Linked DNA regions of Homo sapiens: region 1 is linked to region 2. A link is a loop called in an ENCODE intact Hi-C map of the cell type or tissue named here. Cell type or tissue: heart right ventricle. All regions are shown on one strand. Each heading gives the region's core, and the rest is flanking DNA. Links, peaks and the distances in the headings are about the cores only.

The links. Hi-C counts contacts between places; a loop is a spot of excess contacts. Peaks named below come from ENCODE experiments on the same cell type or tissue, not always from the same donor. Only the 100,000 strongest peaks of a DNase experiment are listed, where the experiment ranks them.
Region 1: a loop joins it to region 2, with 1.9 times the contacts of the local background. A loop is called at or near these places in 8 of 110 quality-filtered maps.

What each region holds. Positions count from the first base shown.
Region 1 is chr3:71,293,765-71,296,689 of GRCh38, forward strand. All of the region lies in intron 5 of FOXP1 (forkhead box P1), which reads right to left. It overlaps FOXP1-AS1 (FOXP1 antisense RNA 1), which reads left to right. Exons shown (of 5, transcript NR_126463.1): 3 at 2,686-2,743. Among named protein-coding and RNA genes, the nearest start is that of FOXP1-AS1, 5.5 kb to the left of the region's middle. In heart right ventricle, for the core only: no CTCF peak of the experiment used is centred there; no DNase peak of the experiment used is centred there.
Region 2 is chr3:71,209,504-71,212,428 of GRCh38, forward strand. All of the region lies in intron 5 of FOXP1 (forkhead box P1), which reads right to left. Among named protein-coding and RNA genes, the nearest start is that of FOXP1-AS1, 79 kb to the right of the region's middle. RefSeq lists an enhancer at 668-1,213. In heart right ventricle, for the core only: no CTCF peak of the experiment used is centred there; a DNase peak (open chromatin) is centred at 1,073; H3K27ac peaks cover 1,110 bases.

The sequences.
Region 1 (2,925 bases), core at 290-2,789, 84 kb after region 2:
TTTAAAAACAGCTAACTTAAAATGCAAACATTTAAATTCTGACGTTTAACTGTTGAGAGGCCATGTCAGTCTACGGAAATACACACAGCATAAAAAACAGTAATTTTTCCCCAGTTCTGTCCCTTGTAAGAATATTTCAAGCAACCATTCTCTTAGATTTAAAAATAAGAACTCATGAGGTTTTAAGACAGTTAAAAATTTTAAATGCCTAGATGAACCTTGAAAACATTTTGCTAAGTGAAAGAATCCAGTCACAAAAGGATGTGGGATTCCATTTCTATGAAACGTCCAGACTAAGTAAATCTATACAAACAGAATGTATATTTGTTGTTATCAGGGGATGGCGGGAGGGCAGAATGCAGTGTAAGTGCTAATAGTTACTAGGGTTTTTTCTTAAGCGATGAAATATTCTAAAACTGAACTAGATGGTTGCAACTCTGAACACATTAAGAACTATTGAAAAGTCAGTACACCTTAAATGGGTGAATTGTATTGTATGTGAATTATATCTCAGTAATTCTGTTAACAAAAAATTAACATGCCTGATAACATTCACAACAGCATATAAGGAAATCAAGTTAATCTCACATAACTTCCATACGATGCTAAAACACATAATTCCCGACACCCTGGACTCCTTGTTTTAGACCACTTCTCAAATCAACCAACAATTGCCCTTCCTAACACCCATCATCAGCATCGTCATTCATGTATGCCTGCCCCTCTAGACTATCAACTCTGTGAGGACAGAGACCATGTCCTTCTTACACGGTGCTATAATCTCAGCACCTAGCACACACCCACCAATAAACATCTGCAGTAAGAATTAATATATGTATGTATGTACATACATCTGTATGTATGAATGAATGAATGAAATTACTAGATTGGAGCAACTGAATCAATGAAGTACTTGTATTCTACTTGTCCCCTTAAATCTGTTTGTCAATTCTCCCCAGGCTCCTGGCCACCTAGGTAGAGACACTTCCCAGCAGCCCTCAAAGTTTGCTGGGCCTTATGACCACAATCTTACCAGTTAAGTGACAATGAGTGGGATGTATACAATGTTTAACTCTTTTGATCAAAAGAAAATTGCTTGCTTTGGACATCTCCATAGTGCGGCAACAACATAGCTTCAACCATATGATAAAGACAAAGCCCCAAGGGAGGAGAGCACAGACGGAAAGATCTGCCCAGACAAGCTACATTGGTCTGGTTGTTTCACGAGAGAAGTAGACTTCTATTTTATTTAAGCCATTTTACGCTGGGGTCTCTTTGTTACACCAGCCTAGTCTTTACCCTGACGGTTACAACCCAGGCATGAGTGTACTGTATGTGTGTACGGGGGATCAGGGAGCATTTCAATGCTTAACTGAATTGACTGATCACATTCCAGCCAATGCGGTCATCTGGTAACTCAGTAACGACTGCTTCCAGTGTCTTCATAACAACTTCCTTAATTAATGGTCACATAATTCAAATGCTAAATACTCTAAAAAGGTAGTTTTGAATGGGTTTAGCTCAGAATTGCTGTGTCATTAGGTAAATGTTCAAATCACTCACATATACACTTTTAAAGGAACTTATATTTCAAATAACTGAATAGCATTTTAGCTTTATTTTTCACCAAGAAATAATTTATAATAGGTAAGACACAATGAATGTTATCTACAAGGATGCATTTATAGTTCCTTCATCTAACATAAAACACCTTAAATTAGGGATGGAGTGGGGGGAAAATTGCAATGATTCAACTTCCTTTTGATTGTTTTTTAGTTTTCTCTCAAATAACCTGACTTTAAAAAAAAAACTGAACCAATACACAAAATGTGAAGCTTGGAGATGCCTAATGTTTAAAACTAACCATTTTAATTGTAATCTATATGGCCTTGATGATTATCTTCAACTCTCAATGCCATTCAGAATTGAATATAAGATGATGAATTTTACAAATTGGATTTGAATTTTAAGCAAATGCATGTGGGTAAATTGTCAATGGTGAGGGGAGGCAGGAAAAAATGCCACAGAAACCTTTATTAGATCACCAAACCAAGGCAACCATAATAGAATGACATCTGTATAATTGTGACCAGTGCATCCCTCTTTAGTTTCCATCTTGACATTCTGGATGACCTTGGGTAAACTATTTATCATCAACGGGACCGTTTTTCCAGTCTGTAAAGTGGGGATTATGAGAATTGCCAGCTACCTCTTAGGAATGCCAGCAACCAGATCCATTTTGTAAAGCACTCAGATCTAGTTGGAAGAAAATTGTTATATCACTCCCGAGTATGATGACTGTTATTTATGACTCTTCAGACCATAGAATCCAAATTTTCAAAATGGCTTCATTTGGTTTTCTGAATTTGCCTGGCGACTTTTATGTATATAATCAGTTATTCCCATAGTACCTTTGTAGGCATATTTCTGTGCATCTATACTGACTCTTAATAATTCCCAGGTTTCAAATTTGAGGCGTGGTATTTACTGAGAAGCTCCTGGCATCTGAAGTCTACATGCTTCTTGCAGTGTGAAAGATGATGCTGATTTTTTTGTCCATTGCTGGATGGCAAGGTCTTCTCCTCATTTAAGGCTTATTCATCAGGAAGAAACGCTAACCACTATATTCACTTGAAACATCTTTTTAAATTGTATATTTCCAACAAACCTTTTATTTCTTTCTAGATAAGAGATCAAGATATATACAAATTAGTCTTTGAAAGATCTTTCACCTTGTTCAAAGGTAAAAATTACATTTATTACTTAAGTCTATATACCCTAACTTATTTCTCCCCAAAATTTGAAATTAGCATCAAAACACAGATGGAATGGATACTGTAAAAGAAAAAAAAAAGTGTTAAGTAATGAAATGTTCACTTGGAATAGGAATACTGAAGATGATGTATGATATACTTTGGAAATGTG
Region 2 (2,925 bases), core at 131-2,630:
TCAGTTTATGATGTTTTCCTTACAAAATATCAAAAAATAAAATAATCAGTTGATGTCCCATGTAACCACTCAGGGGTTCATTCTGTCAGCTTATCAATAAAATCTTAGCTCTTCAAAGCCCAGAATGAACAATAAGTTCGGTGTGTCCCTAACAAAAGTGTTAAGAAGAAACGTTTAATCTCTAAAAATTTCCCTGATGTGCACTACCACATAAAGCAGCTTACTGTGTGTTACAAGAAAGTTATCATGCCTTATCAGAGATACTATATTTAGAAACACAATCGGCAATTAAAACATTAGTTTCAATCTATTTTACAGATACTTTAACACCATTAATTTAATTTTGATACATGTGAAAAACCTCCTTCCATTACTTAAAATTTAATAAGCAAAACATACTGAAAAACAGTTTGGTAATTTATCTATATCTTACACTTATAATCAGTTAGCTAATTTTTTTAAATTCTGCGTGATGTCAGTGCAAAGTGCAGCAAAACACTGTCTGCTGGATATCCAAAGCAAAATATGGAAATGAGAAAAGGATATTAAAAAAATAAAGATACACCTAAGTGGATTCTGGCAATTACATGATTAACAATCAGGTTATTGGAATTTTCCACTCTGTCTAAAAAGAAAGTAACAAAAATTGTGTTGGTCTGCCCCAACCCCCACAACAGATATCCCCCTCCGGAGTTCCACTGTGAATAAACTCCTCAACCTTCTCTAGCTGCTCTTGTTTCCAGGCCTTGCTTGAATTATCTAATCTTTGTTCTGCAAACCTAAAGTCACAAAGTAACTAGTGTGTTGTCTTTCATGTTTTTGTTTTGTTGCTCTGTGGTTTGTTCCCTAAGTCCCTCTCTGCCAACCATCATCTTTCCCCAAATCAACATAGTCCCTGAGGCCTCGACAATGTCAGGGGAAGAAAATTTCCACTGAGCATTCAGTGCCCTGGTAGGAGGCCATTTTTCAGGCTCAAGGACCTGTTAACACCTGATGGACATGCAGGGAAGAGACATCAAGAACTTCCCTTAAAAGCCCTCTAGGGCTGGAGCTGTTCTACTGCCCTTGAGAAAGAAAATCAGACTTGCTCAACTGATTGATGATGCAAGTCCGGCTGCTGGAACAACTAACAGAGAGAATCTTCCCTCTAATGTTTTGAGAACAGAACGTTCTCAGATTCCGTGCTCACTACCCTATGGATGACTAGGAGGTAGAGAAAAGTGAAGGGGCTTCTATAACCAACACCCCAGTGAAAACCTAAGAGAAAAACAAAATGAAAAAGTCAAAGTGGAGGGCTGTGTCCTGGTATCCTCACTGTCCTGTCTTCAGGAGAAAATGCTGATGATTCACTCTCTGCACTTCAGCTCTTGTCCAGTTCTCCTGAGCTTCAGTTTTTATTTTCTTTTCCTGAACCCTGGATGAACCAGAATATTAGTAAAGGATTATAAACATAGTTGACAATTCTAAATGGTAATCCAAAGAGTTGTAACAATTTCCCTTCATAAAGGGAAATCATAATTGAGTCCTGGAGTTTTGAAAACTAGGCTAAACCTGGGCATATAATCATTGCTTGAATGGGGTACTCTTTTCTGTTTGAAGATGGTTTCACCTATTCCTTATCACGAGCAGGATAAATAATGTGTCTTCTTTCCTCTTCCCCAGCAGTGGTGTTACACTTGCCCTAACCCACATTTAGTTCTATTTTTCCATTTTTATTTTTGAGATGGGAGTCTTGCTCTTTTGCCCTGGCCAGAGTGCAGTGGCGCAATCTTGGCTCACTGCAACCTCTTCCTCTTGGTTCCAGTGATTCTCCTGTCTCAGCTTCCCGAGTAGCTGGGATTACAGGGGTGTACCACCAAAACCGGCTAATTTTTGTATTTTTAGTACAGACAGGGTTTCATCATGTTGGCCAAGCTGGTCTCCAACTCCTGACCTCAAGTGATCTTCCCCCCTTGGCCTCCTAAAGTGCTGGAATTACAGGTATAAGCCACCATGCCGGGCCCACATTTAGTTTTACTTCTATGTACCCAGTTTACTTATTTTATTCCCCATGAATCCCAAATTGTAAAAGTTTTATTTTTAAAAAAGTACATTAAGAAGGCTTTTATATAAGCTGTTCAACAAATTATTTTTAAAATAGAAAATAGTTCTAAAGAGGCCTTGGGCTAACTCAAGATTGGGAAGGACTGATTTTTCTTTTCACAACTCCTCCCCAGAATGAAAATCTTACAAATTCTGAGAATCTCAGAAAGGTTGTGGCATCTTAGTGGACACCGGAGCTAGTTTCCCAAGCCCCATGCATTCACTTTTACTTCTGTCTTCATTATTTTCACCATCTCCATCCACATCTACCATATTGTTATTTTAAAAAATGATTCACTTTTGATAAATAAATCTACCTTCAGAGGAAACTTTGTATCACTTCTTCAAATGGAAAACCAGTATGTAACCCTTTGTAGGTGAGAAAGACTTTTATAATGCATGTTATAAAACCTAACCAATGATATTAAATTCTGCTAGAACCTGCTGTTTCTCAGAGGCTCTGAGTGGAACCATGTTCTTTCTTTGTTAAATAATGAGCTTACAACTGGGAGAGACAGATTAAAGATACTAGTACCAAATTGAGACTTTCTCCTTGGCTTTATCAGAAGGATTAAAAAAGAATTGAAAATGGAATTGCTTCAACATTGAACCACAGTAATGCGAATTGGTGAATGATTTACGAGCCACCAAAAAATCCTCTCCCAACCTATCCGTGAGTGGTACAAGGCTCATATATTGGGCAACTGAGCTACAGGAGACTTAAGAGACCCTCATGAACCTCCACGCTATAATCTTGACCCTTAAGCACTGGATTCCTAACAGTGCAATTCACAAAGCACGTACTGAGGGGCTACATGGACACTTACACTGCTAAAGACATAA